Regions from separate parts of the Homo sapiens genome. Here all the other regions are linked to region 1. A link is a contact called in ENCODE Hi-C data. All regions are on one chromosome and are shown on one strand. The core of a region is the stretch at or near the end of the contact, and the rest is flanking DNA. Distances in the headings are between cores, read along the strand shown.

Region 1 (4,387 bases), core at 1,050-3,549:
CAGGTGGAGGTAATTGGATCATGGGGGTAGTTTCTCCCATGCTGTTCTCATGATAGTGAGTGAGTTCTTGTGAGATCTGATGGTTTTATAAGCATCTGGCATTTCCCCTACACATACTCACTCCGCCTTGCTGCCATGTAAAGAAGGTGACTGCTTCTCGTTTGCCTTCTGCCATGATTGTAAGTTTCCTGAGGCCTCCCCAGCAATCCATAACTATGAGTCAATTAAACCTCTTCCCTTTGTCAATTATCCAGTCTCAAGTATTTCTTCCTAGCCGAGTGAGAACAGACTAATATAATGGCTTTCTTTAGAGTATGGGAATATGCAGTTAACTTCTATTTCATCTTCAAATCTTAGCTATAATTCTGGCCCAATAAAAACATATTACTCTCATATGTAAACATGAGATCTTATAACATATAATATCATATCATATTTGCCTCAGTAGATTGCAATTGGATTGAAAGAAGAAAGTCAAAACTATCCTATTATTTGTCACATTCTACATAGGCAGCTGGGAACTTAAGCAGTGACTATGCTGGGTAGCTTAACTTCTAATGAGGAGCAACAGCCCAGGGTGCAGGGAATTCCTAACTTTAGACCCAGCTAGGTTTCCTTTACTATTAGTAAACCCTGCCTAAACGTTCATATGCAGGTAGTCTGTTTCTCTGAAATAAAGGATATCACAATAATTAAAATCTGTTAATATATGTGAAGTTCTTAGAACAGCACTTGACACATAGTAAGTACAAATATAATGAATTCTTATAATTGTATGTTGCTTCAACATCCATTTTGAATGTAAATGGCTTGACTTTCCATATTCAATGAGTTAATAGGTTTGACTTCCTCATACAAGAGGCAGAGCTTAGTCACCCTTGACAGAGTTTTCAGTTCTCCACCTCTTCCCAGTTTTTCAAGGTGTTTCATTCAGATATCTGTCTCATTAACTGCCTCCTGGTGACTACTTCCCTACGAGATAGTTACATTCAACCTACTTGCTCTACCCACTCCCACATGTGGCATGTGCTTTGTAGATAGGCCACAGTGACCACCTTTCAGTCACTGCAGGACTGCATCAAACTGCCCACTTGCTCTTAAACCCACCAGTTGTAACTCCCCACCGGAAATCTACCTAGGAAATGGCCTGAACCCCAATAAAGTCTTTGGACCTCAGGTCTCTTACTCTATCTCTCTTGCTCCCCACTTGACAGTTGAGTGTGTGTCCTGGACTCCCTCCTTCCTGTCGGTCCTGAAAAATGTGCTGCTCTCTTCTCTCTAGGGTATATGTGAGTAATAAAACTGCTTCTATTATTCCATGTGATATAGTTTGGCTGTGTCCCTACCCAAATTTCATCTTGAATTGTAGCTCCCACAATTCCCACATGTTGTGGGAGGGACCCAGTGGGAGGTAATTGAATCTTGGGGGTGGGTCTTTCCTGTGCTGTTCTCGTGATAGTGAATAAGTCTCACGAGATCTGATGGTTTTAAAAAGGGGAGTTTCCCTGCACAAGCTCTCTCTTTGCCTGCTGTCATCCATGTAAGGCGTGACTTGTTCCTCCTTGCCTTCCATCATAATTGTGAGGCCTCCCATCCATGTGGAACTGTGAGTCCATTAAACATCTACCCTGTATAAGTTACCCAGTCTCTGGTATGTCTTTATTAGCAGTGTGAAAACGGATTAATATACCATGTGTTTTGTTGTGCTGCCTCTTCTGCATCTCACACGACCAACATACCCGAACCTAACTTCTTTTCCAGTCAGGGCTCTCCTACAGAGTGGCTATCTTGGTAGGAATAAACTATTCACAGGTCTGGTGAGAGTCACAAGGGCATTTGCCAGTGTAAATAAGTTTCCTGTGAGAAGAACAATTGGACACGGGTCAGACACTTTAGCAAGTTAAGTATTCTGACAAAAGATAAAGGTCAGGATAAAAATGAAATTAGAGAAAAAAAATACAACTCAATAAATGTTAGCTGTTAAGTATAGCTTTGTCTACCCAAAATACTTCTCTAATTATCTTATTTCGGTAAAACACTGTTGTAGATTGCAAAAGCAGCCCAATTTTCTGTTCCTCTGTGTATAAATGCCTTTTACAATGATCAAGAGGTAGAGACTTTTCCCCCAGTTGCTGACTCTGGGCTGGGCTAGTGACTTGTTTTGGCCAATAGAATGTGATAGAAATTACATTTTGCCTGTCTGAGCCTAACTCTCAGAAGGTCTTGTGGACTTTTGCTCTCTCTTGAGATTTTTTCCTCTATTATGAGAACAAGCCCAAACTAGCCTACTGAGGGTAATAGACCATGGGGAAAAAAGCTGAGTCACTTCAATTGGAAGTCAGCCAACCCCAGAAACAGAGCTGCTTAGCTGATGTTCAATTGATTACAGGCACATGGGGAGGCCCAGCCAGTCAAACCCAGAACAGCCCGGCTGAGCTCAGCCTAATTCTGTGACTTTCAGGATGAGTAACAAAATAAATGATTCTTATTTTAAGTCAAAATTTTGGAGAGCAATCTTCCTCTTGTCAATGTCTATCTCAGTGCTATTTCAGACTCCTTTCGTACTGTCAAATCTCACTCAACTTTTAGCATCTATTTCAATTGGCATCTCTTCCAAGAAGATTTTTCTAATTTCCTCAAGTGATGTGTTATCTCCCCTATAATTGAACCCCATTTTGATATTTGTGTCCCTTTTTAGCTTTTTTTTTAACTTGTTTTCTATTAGAGGTGTTAGTGTCCTACTCATCTTGCTTTTCCTACAGCTAGTAAGTGGACATCCAGGAGGTACAAGGATATATCCCAGACCTGGCCAGTCATGCTACCATTTCCCATAATAATCTCCTTAAGAAGTGAGCACCAGACCCAAGTCATTCAGATACTACCTGTAAGATATAGGCACTGAGGGAAAGAGTCTGGTTTTTCTTTTAGATGAAGAGCTATAAGAATGGAATCGAGACTAGGAGAGGAACATCCAAAGGAGAGAAAATGACTGCAGTGGGAGAGAACAAGAGCTACGATCAAAAAGAGGAGAGACAAGCAGCACTGAGGAAGACAGAAGGGTAAGAAGAGGTAAGAATTCTATCAACACTGAGATACTGAGACCTGGATCTGTCCTGTTTTGGAAGTAATTGATTCTCTCTCTCTTTTTTTTTTCTTCTCAAGCTCAAGTGAGTTGTGTTTTGGTTAATTGCAAAAAGAAAAGAATCCTAAGCTTCTTGTGAACTGAGGCAGGTTAATATGAATGATTCTCCAGTGCTATATCACCTATAGATATGTTGACTACATAATGTATTATCTATATTGGGACACTTCTGAGAGCAAAATGGAGTGCTAGTAATAATTATTCTGAAAAACCTAGTGCTAAATGAGACTGTCTCTTTGGGTTTCCCAGAAAAAAATCAGAAAAGCTGGATCTTCAAAGCTGAGGATTAGATGCTGGATTGTTGTGTTACAAAAATCCAGGTCTAGACCTTCTATGGGTCCCTTCTTTGTAGCAGACAGTCAGCCTCTCACCCTTACAACCCTATTATCTACAAAAATACAGCTAATAAACAAAAACTCACAGGAAGCAAAGATTTATGGAACAGGTAGCAATTAAACTCTTTGGAACTACGTTGTGTTTGTGTGGGATAGTTCTTGAATTTGTGTTTGTAATCACTATAACTTAAAGGAAGAAAAAAATTAGGTATTAGTTCTCATGTATGATAATTTTCCTTCAAGATATTATGTTTTCTATCCTTGGTGTCGGGGAGGCAGTAGAAGTAGCAAATTAATATAATGTTTAAGTTAGTTGTTGAATATATATGGTATATAAAAGTTAAAACTCAGATAAAACTTTGTGTTAGCAACACAGATGAACACAATGTGGGCTAAAGCTGAAGAAATGTTTTGATTTCGATGATCACCTTTTATCTTCCTCTATAGGCTACAGCTGAGACAACAGTAATTAATCTCACAATCTCCTGTACCTGATATAATGGCTTAGGGGCAGAGGAGAACTACTGTAGTGTAAGTGGGGCTTGTGTTCTGATGGGCAATGGCAATAGGCAGGACCATTAATACAGACTCAGGCATATGGAAGTAGTATTATTGTGCCCACCTTGCTAATTTAAAACTCACTTTACACTTTAGAATTTCTCCCATGAAATAAGCAACGAAATATGTATCTACAGTAAAGTCATTTGGTGGGGGGATTGGGTATTTAATATTAATATGGTTAATATTTACATTAACCTCTACATTCATCCTGAGGATAAGAATAAGATCAGAACAACCAGGGAATAAGAGATAAGGATGACCACTTTTATCTTTACATTCTTTATCTCCTCTTTGTAGAAATAATAATAATAATAATTAAAGCTCTTTTCTTTCTTAGAAGTGTGTGGTG
Region 2 (4,387 bases), core at 1,069-3,568, 1.7 Mb before region 1:
CTAAATAAGAATGCAAATTTATAGCCATCAAGTTTTCTACTACTACCATTTAACTTCTAATCAGCGTATTATGGAATATTCTTGTTCAAGAATTGGTGTCTGAACCTTAAGTCAATAAGAAGGAAATAATCTATACAGTTTTTAGTATTTTCAGCAGTTTTCCTTATGTGCTAACCAATAATTTTTTAGCTGGCATTTATCAATGCCAGAGACACGCTCATATACACATATTATATATCCTATAATACACAGCATTATCCTCTAATCCTCACACTGAAAAGTAGACATCATCACCATTTTACAAATGAGGAAGGAGAGGATCAGAAAGGTTAAGTGACTTTCTCAGTTAATAACTGGCAGAGTTGGCATTTGAGAACAGGACTTCTAGATACAAGGCTGCTGCTCTGTCACCTCACACTTCCCCTACATGTTGTGAATGGTGCTGGGCCACAAAAATGAATGGGACAGTCTCCACCCTGGAAAAATTTATATTATACTGGAATGGATGGGCATTTTTAACTAATTAAAATATAATAGTATGAAGATTAGAAGTTCTTTGGATGCCAGCAGGTAGACATAGCTTAACAGTGCCTGAAAAGCTTTGCAAAGGAAAGGGCATTCCATCTTGGCCTTACATGACTTCCTTCCATGCTGGTTTTCCATTTTAATTAGTAAAGAATTTAGTTAAGCACATGGGATGATTGGTTAAAGTTGAAGCTGTAATGAGATCATGAAGGTTAAATTAAAGTGTTTGAAGTTTATCTCTTAGCAGTGGAAAACAAATGTTTTTATGTTTTCATTCTTGCTACTTTTTTCTGCTTAATCTACCATTCTGTAGAAGCCTTAGTAATAGAACAAGCGAAGGAGAAGAAAAAGATAATTTTTTTAAAAAAGAATCCTTTTATGAGCTTATGCTAGCTTATTTTAATGTTCTTGCATTATAGGCATGATTAAAGATTTTAAGTGTATGACTTTGCATTTTGATCAGAGTTATCATCTCCCTCAAGGCTGCTCAATAACATGATCCATAATGACATTTTGTTGTTATTTTCTGACCTGTTGGGTGAGGCACTAAAGCCAGCTTCCCTAGGTCTATGTAGCTTTAAGTTATTGCAGTGAGGAAATTTCACAGTGCTGTCATGCTTTTGGTTAATACAGTTTTGTGTTTTGCTTGGGAAAGACAATTCTGAGAGTGTCCTATTGATTCAGATGTTTTCTGACAGTAGCTGCCTACCAGGTTTGCCTTCATTGACTTTTCAATGTTCTGTTACAAATAACTTGCATGTACAATTTGATATTGAAAAGCCTAGAAGGTTCCCCACTGTGCATGAAGTTAGAGCAGCCCTGAGCCATGGGGTGGTGAGTGCTTATTATCATTCTGAAAATCATCCACTTGTCCTAGGCTGTTGCCATAAAAGGGTTGTGTTTTCTCTGTTATTCTTTTTTGTTCTCCTGCTTCTTTTATTCTTTCAGACATTCCAATGCACTTCTTATTCTTTAAAAGTTTAAACTTCATTCTTAAAAATTCCCCATGGTGACTGAAACTTGAAATATAAAGTCACAGGTGTTTTCTGATATTTTTGAACACACGGAATGTGAGATGGCTTGGATTGGAAGTACTTATTTTGTTAGTACAATTTAAAAGAATCACTTCTGTGAGATTTTCCTAAAATGATGAATGGTTAGAAATGTTCTTTTATAATCATAATAAAAATAACTACCATTTATCGAATGCCTACCATCTGCCAAGATCTGTGCTTAGCAACTTTCATGCTATCTATAATATTGACAACTCTGTAAGGTAGGTATCATTAAACCATTTACAGATAAAGAAACAAAGACTCTGAGAAGTTAAGTGACTTGTCCAAGACAAGAATGATTACTTCTATCTTTCTAATTGTGGTTGACTTCTACTTATTAAAAATGATGGTAATATCATTTGGGTTTGCAGAGCACGTCACGGTTTACATAGCAGTTTCACATATGCCACCTCCTTTAACCTCACAAAACTGATAACTATATTTTGCATTTCACCTTAATCTTTGTGAGACCATCTTGAGGCTTTAGATCAGAAATGGGGTATGAATTTCCTTGTGCTGAAATATGACCCTTTGTTAAGTTAGCATCATTTGCAAAAATGTCTTCTTTTCTACCATTACTAGTTTATGCTTCTATTTTATCAGGGGAGAAGGCAGCTGGAGAACTTGTCTGTTGATGCCCTTGAAGAGTTTGTGGGATTATGTTTACCCAGAAAATAGTTGCCTGTAGCAAAAGCATAATAATGTTTTTGAGACCCAGCTGCTCTGCCCCTGAAAACTATGTAGGAAATACTTACATAGCTGCTATTTCCTGCTCTCTCCTCCCAGGATCCCAGCCCGTGGCATCTCTGCCTTTCAAAGACATTCCACTGTGCAGTCTGTCCCTATGTCTGCTTGTAAACCAAAGCATAATGTTCATTTACACATAAGTGGAGGAGGGGGAAGGAGAACCTTATAGAATTACAAATAAGATAATATTATAATGGGTAATAAGTACATTTCTGCCTTATCACCAGTATTTCCAAAACCCAATGGCATCAAATTCTCTGAAATAATTTAGGGCTCTGAAATGGGAATTGGGTAAAGAAAATAAGTAAAAAAGTTGTTGGATTCAATAGGGAAAAATAATAAAACAAATACAGTAACAGGTACACTACCCTCCTCTATCCCCCTTGGGAACACCAAAGCAAACCCACTCACCCTTCCAAAAAGTATCATTTCTTTCAAATATCAGAGCTTTGACCCAGGAGTCTGACCTCACTTTTCCTGACCTAACTCCTCCTAGGCGAGATTGGTTTCTCCCTCTCTTCTGTATTCTCAAAGCACCTAGGACATGCCTCTGCTTCAGTATCCATCTTCTCTACTGGACATGAGCAAAATGAGCCCCCTCCTTATCCCTACCATTCCGGAGAACAGTCCATCACTTGGAGCATAAAGCTTAGTGCACAAGTAGATGAATCTATTCAGCCATGCAACAGTACCAGACCTTCTGTTAGTGCTGTGTGCTACACTCAGAGAATGTTTAAAGAAATGAGGAATGAAGAAAGGGAGTGAAGAAGACAGGGAATGTAGGAATGAGAGAGACAGGGAAGAAAAGACTGAAGGAGAAAGGAAAGAGGGAGTAAGGAAGGAAGGAAAGAAGAAAGCCTGGCCCAAGATGTGAATAAGAGTGTAATGATTTCACTTATCACATAGTATTTCACATAATATCTATTGTTTACTTTCAGCAAAGAAATTTATTTTGAGAATATGAATATTTCAGAGGAATAATTCACAGTGGAGATGGGGTAGATAGTTTTGTAGAAGACTAGAAATCAGTTTCTAAATGTTTCTCTTTCCACTAATTTCAAAGTCTATTTTTCTTATTACTAAAATATTTCCACTTTTATATATGTGAAGATAAAACTTTTGCTTACTCCTTAGCTAATGAATTTTATAAACAAACTCTTTTATATGTTTTTATAATATAATATGTGAAATGAGAAGACTAAGGGATTTTACCTACCACCTACATATTACCATATTAAGATATTCCTGAATAAAGTAAACCCCACCATAAATGTGTGTGTGTTGGGGGGTATGATTTTTCTTTTTGGTCTATGAAACAGATTATGCTAATTTACACCAGCACTTCCAATAACAACTAACTATTCTGCACCCCAAACACACACACACACACATACACACACAACACACCCCATCTACTCTTCTCTCTCCTGCTCCAGTACTCTGTAGCATTAGTTTAGTTTCTCTTATTCCCTCAGCCCCACTCTTTAGACAAAAAAATAGAGAGAAAGAAAGAAAGAAAGAAAGAAAGAAAGAAAGAAAGAAAGAAAGAAAGAAAGAAAGAAAGAAAGAAAGAAAAGGAAACCTTTCCTTCTCATTTCTAGGGCTCTAAGGGTTTGCACGCTGCCACTCTACCATTCTTCACACATTCCAATTAGAAACTTAAGGGAGGCCAGCGTAGTGGCTTGTGCCTGTGATCCCAGCACTTTGGGAGGCTGAGGTGGGTGAATCGCTTCAGCCCAGGAGTTTGAGATCAGCCTGGGCAACATGGTGAAAACCCGTCTTCACAAAAATAAAAACAAACAACAACAAAAATAGCCGGCATTATAGCACACACCTGTAGTCCCAGATACTAGGGAAGCTGAAGTGGGAGGGTCGCTTGAGTCCGGGAGGTGAAGGATATAGGCTGCAGTGAGCCTTTAGTGTGCCACTGCATTCCAGCCTGGGCGACTGAGCGAGACTCTGTCCCAAAAGAGAGGAGTGGAGGGGAGGGGAGGAGAGGGGCACAAAGGTGCCATGCATATCAGAGGATGCTTTCTTGTCTGCTTATCTCAAATCTGGCC
Region 3 (4,387 bases), core at 1,027-3,526, 1.3 Mb before region 1:
CTGTCTGCAGGATAAGAGAAGAGTTAAGGTGGTCATGGCCTTATCGTATAGCATATGGGCTACATTTACATTTCTGCAAAGCTTGCCCATTGGGGTCCCTATAATTGGAGAAAAATCACTTACTGAATTTTGTACCTAGTTCCAGTCTTCCTCCAAGTTTACTTTATATTATTTGTTTGGGATATAGCTCCACATGTTGAAACTGTGCCTCTAACACCAGTGTTGGTGAAGACATTGCATTCCAGTGCCAGATTCTGTGGTCAGAAATTTTGTTTAACAGAGGTAGCAATAATATTGGAAGCATAGGTTGCATTGTAGAGTGTCTGAGAAAAGGGGTGCAGAGAAAAATCCTATCAAACATGTGTTAAAATAATGTCAAATCTGATATACTCATAAAAACATGCCCTTGAACATCTTGGGGCAGAGGAAGGGATGGGAGAGAATAAAGGAGGATCATCTCATGCTCAAAGAGAGAAAAAGAAGAGAGCAAAGGAGAGTTTCGCAGGAAGGGTACTGTGGAAACGCCAGCAAAGGTGGGATCAGGAATTATCTGGAAAAGAGAGAATTTCTGGGGTGTCTTTTGATCCACATCCTACTTCCTTATTTCTATTCCATCCAGGCAGTTGAAGTCATCAAACCAACCAAGCCTTTGTATAGCATGGTAGGTGATGGAGAAGGACAGTAATTGGAACAGTAAGGAAACAGAGGCATATCTCATATGCCATATATGCCTGTATATCATATATCATCTCCTCTTACTCCCTGGCCAAAAAAAAGATGGCAGATTCATTGTATCCAGGATATACTGATGGAGGCAAGTAGGATGGAATGCCATGCCTGAAGGACTAGGTGGAGGTGATAGTTCATGCCACCTAGAGCTAGATATTGGAGCATCAGGGCTAGATCAACGTGCTAGGTACTGATTGCTGGAAGGAACCCTTCAGAAATGAAACTCCTACCAATTAATATGAGAGATCTATGTTTCACTCAAAGTTTATGCCAGAATAGGACTAAATGAACAAAAAAGAATGGCACCAGGCCGCAGGTGTCTGCCCCATGAATTGTATTCAGAAGGGGCTGCCCATTTGGCAGAGTTGTAGAATTGCTAGTTCATCTTTAGAGTTGCTCATAGACTGGAGCTGATCAAGTAATTACAAAACCAGTCAAACAAGGTCTATATCCTCTTCCTTGAAAATAGCTAGTGAGACCAAAGTAGTCATCTGGTCACCATGCTAGGATCCTCTGCTTCCCTCTCACATGGCATAGTCAGTGTTCTAGGTCTCCACTGTCTTGGAGCTGAGGAACAATTTGATTTGATTTGGTAAGTCATATCCCCGTAGCTTTAACACAGTGACTTCCTATTCCTCATTCTGAATAGGAAAGAGTTTGGGGTGCAGGGTAGTTTTACAGCTAAGTGGAAACCAGAAAGAAGAAAACAGACAGTATAGAGTTTTCTCAGAGTAGAAAGGAGTCACGAGAAAAAGTAAGGGAAGAGGTATGGATATTACCTCACTCCAACAACCAATACATACTACCACATCTCTAACAAAAATAAACCTCAAGCCTGAGGGATTCCTTTTCTCTAATTCCTCATTTTCAGCAGAATAAGGAAAGTAGATACTTCAGGCATAATATGCCTAAGTGTATCAACATTAGCTGGCCTCAGAATCTGGAAAGAAGCTCAGTAAATCAGTTTTGATTTACACTATCCTACAGCCTCAGTAATAAGATTCCACCTGGAACTCTGAGTTTAACTTTTCAGCTGTGTGTAATTTGATCTATTGATGTCAGGAACAGGAGCAAACTGTACAGGATGTTGAATCAGTTTCCCATCTCACGCTGCGAGACCACCTCATATAGGTGGTAATGAAAGAAATGTTCCCTTTGTCTTTTATCTCATACATGATGACATTCTTCAAAATGAACCAGTTGTTTAGAGCGGGTATGCTTCTTTCCAGAAATAAATTGGTACTGGGATAGCTTGGCTTACTTGTGCAGCAAATGGGAAGACTCTTTCCCATTTGCTAATGGTGGTTACCAATTCAGCAAAGTGAGTTGAAGGAGAGTCTGATTCACAGATGCTGACTTAGATGTTAGCCCTCTCATAAAACCATAGTAATAATTAACAATGAAATGTGCCAGCCACACTTTGAATCACTTTCCATGTGGTAACTCAATTTAATTTTAACAACTTTATGAGCTAGGCATTATCATTTTCACTACTTTACAGTTGAGGGAGTTATGCCACAAAGAGGTGAAATAACTTCTCCAAGACCACACAGCTAGAAAAAAGCAGAGCCAAGATCCAAGTTAGGTTGGCTCTAGAGTCTGTACTTGTAAACACTGTACTAAATTGTCTCTCTGACATATCACAAAGAGCAGCAGGTTTGGAGTCAGGATAGACTGGCTTGAATTCTTTAAAAAAAAAAAAAATCAGCCTTTCTGGCTGGGCACAATGGCTCACTTCTGTAATCCCAGCATTTTAAGAGTCCAAGACAGGTGGATCACCTGAGGTCAGGAGCTCAAGACCAGCCTGGCCAACATGGTGAAACCCCGTCTCTACTAAAAATACAAAAATTAGCTGGGCATGTGCCTGTAATCCCAGCTACTTGGGAGGCTGAGGAGGGAGAATCGCTTGAACCTGGGAGGCAGAGGTTGCAGTGAGCCAAGACTGTGCCACTGCACTCCAGCCTGGGTGAAAGAGCGAGACTCCATCTCAAAAAAAGAGAGAGAGAGACTCAACTACTTTTTTAAGATAAGTTAAACAAAAGAAGTGAAGTGTCCCATGTCTTGCATCTATTTCATTGGCAAGAAGGATTATCTAAATGACATTGAAGACGGGGTGTCAGTATTTAGATGATGAAGGTTTCCATGAGTTCTTGTTTTGGGGAACAGAATGAATCCATACATGAGTTCCTGTTTTGGGGAACAGAATGAATCCATACAGTTACAGAGATATAGAGTGCCTAGAGACAGTAGCCCAATTTTTTGGTTGCAGGTTTCCTATGCTATTTACATGTTTCAGAAAACCTAGTGAATGTTTAGATGCTATGCATGTTGTCCAGCAGCTGTACTCAGGAAAAGCAAGAGCAACATTTGTGAGTTTCATTACATCTTATTTTATTATTTCCATAAAATTGTGTTTTATTATGCAATCACAAGGACTTCTAAGCCACCAAGAGACTGACAAGGATTTCGCTTTGCAGAACAACCCCTAAAACAGAACAAATTCAATTATCCAGAGGCCTATTTTGTAGGAGAGGTAATCTTTGCTTTAGAATTTTTAAAATTGTATTCTTAAAGCACAAATGTGACTCATAGGCAGGTGTATTTCCATTTAGAGAACTCAACCAGTAGCTGAGGATATAGGAGCAAGGTCTAGATCTCAGAAAAAGTTACGAACAAGCTAAGCAAGAGATTAGGGATATCGCTAAAGGGACCCAAGTTCAGGACGAGACTTCAATACAGTGAAAGAACTAGAAGACACTTAGTTCCTTGGCAATCAAGACTGGAGAAAATGGAGACTCAATCTAAGACTTCAGATTGTTGGGCTAAGAAGATGCTCAAATGTGCCCATCCCAGGTACATAACATATAGTCTAGGCTTATCGAGGCACAAAAGCTGATAAAGAACCCTAAGTTTCTTCCAGCTTTTGTTTTGACTAAGTTGGGAATTTTGCCTGCAACGTAAGTGCTTTGGTACCTGTATCAGGGTCAATCTGCGAAGGCAAAGACCGAGACTTCCCGTTTATAGCAGTTCCAAACCTGCTCCGCTTTCAGCCCTGTTTTGTTGTTGTTGTTGTTGTTGTTGCTGCTGCTGCTGTTGTTGTTGTTGTTGTGAGATTCTGCCTCTGTTGCCCAGGCTGGAGTGCAGTGGTGTGATCTTGGCTCACTGCAACCTCCGTCTCCCTGGTTCAAGCAATTCTCCTGCCTCACCTTTGGAGTAGCTGGGATCACAGGTGTGCACCACCACGCCTGGCTAATTTTTGTATTTTTGGTAGAGATGGGGTCTCACCATGTTAGTCAGGCTGGTCTCAAACTCCTAACCTCAGGTGATCTACCTGCCTCGGCCTCCCAAAGCGCTGGGATTACAGGTATGAGCCACTGCACCCAGCCCCCAACCCTCTGTTCTCTTTTTTATGTATCATGAAATAGTAGAATACATCTGAGTCATCAGAACTGACAGCCTCTGCTTACAAAAGCAACAGATCAGCAGGTCCTAAGTTAACGCTTTGACCTCACCGTCTACCTCTCTTCCCCCTGCCTTCATTGTTTCTCAAACATGCAGAAGGAGGTGCAACTTAGGGCCTTTGCAGGTACTGCTCCTTCTGGCTGGTACAAGCATCACCATACAGCCAAATGACTGGTTCTTTCTTGTCTTTCAGTTC

What was found. A loop is a pair of places that touch in the nucleus more often than their neighbours do. Pooled maps may share reads with other maps.
Region 2: a loop to region 1 is called in a map with no recorded cell type, with 11 times the contacts of the local background. The contact joins two enhancer-like sites. A Hi-C loop is called at or near these places in 3 of 37 single-sample maps with no recorded cell type and 4 of 50 pooled maps.
Region 3: a loop to region 1 is called in a pooled map of heart left ventricle, with 4 times the contacts of the local background. The contact joins two enhancer-like sites. A Hi-C loop is called at or near these places in 1 of 50 pooled maps.

What each region holds. Positions count from the first base shown.
Region 1 is chr12:80,775,977-80,780,363 of GRCh38, forward strand. No RefSeq gene overlaps it. Among named protein-coding and RNA genes, the nearest start is that of LINC01490, 15 kb to the left of the region's middle. RefSeq lists enhancers at 1,745-2,944, 2,189-2,418. Within about 2 kb of position 2,300, at least 16 of the 41 ENCODE cell types and tissues checked have a DNase peak (open chromatin) inside an H3K27ac peak, as active enhancers do.
Region 2 is chr12:79,061,098-79,065,484 of GRCh38, forward strand. All of the region lies in intron 3 of SYT1 (synaptotagmin 1), which reads left to right. All of the region lies in intron 3 of LOC105369863 (a long non-coding RNA gene), which reads right to left. Among named protein-coding and RNA genes, the nearest start is that of SYT1, 200 kb to the left of the region's middle. Within about 2 kb of position 2,319, at least 2 of the 41 ENCODE cell types and tissues checked have a DNase peak (open chromatin) inside an H3K27ac peak, as active enhancers do.
Region 3 is chr12:79,437,500-79,441,886 of GRCh38, forward strand. All of the region lies in intron 9 of SYT1 (synaptotagmin 1), which reads left to right. Among named protein-coding and RNA genes, the nearest start is that of MIR1252, 20 kb to the left of the region's middle. Within about 2 kb of position 2,277, at least 2 of the 41 ENCODE cell types and tissues checked have a DNase peak (open chromatin) inside an H3K27ac peak, as active enhancers do.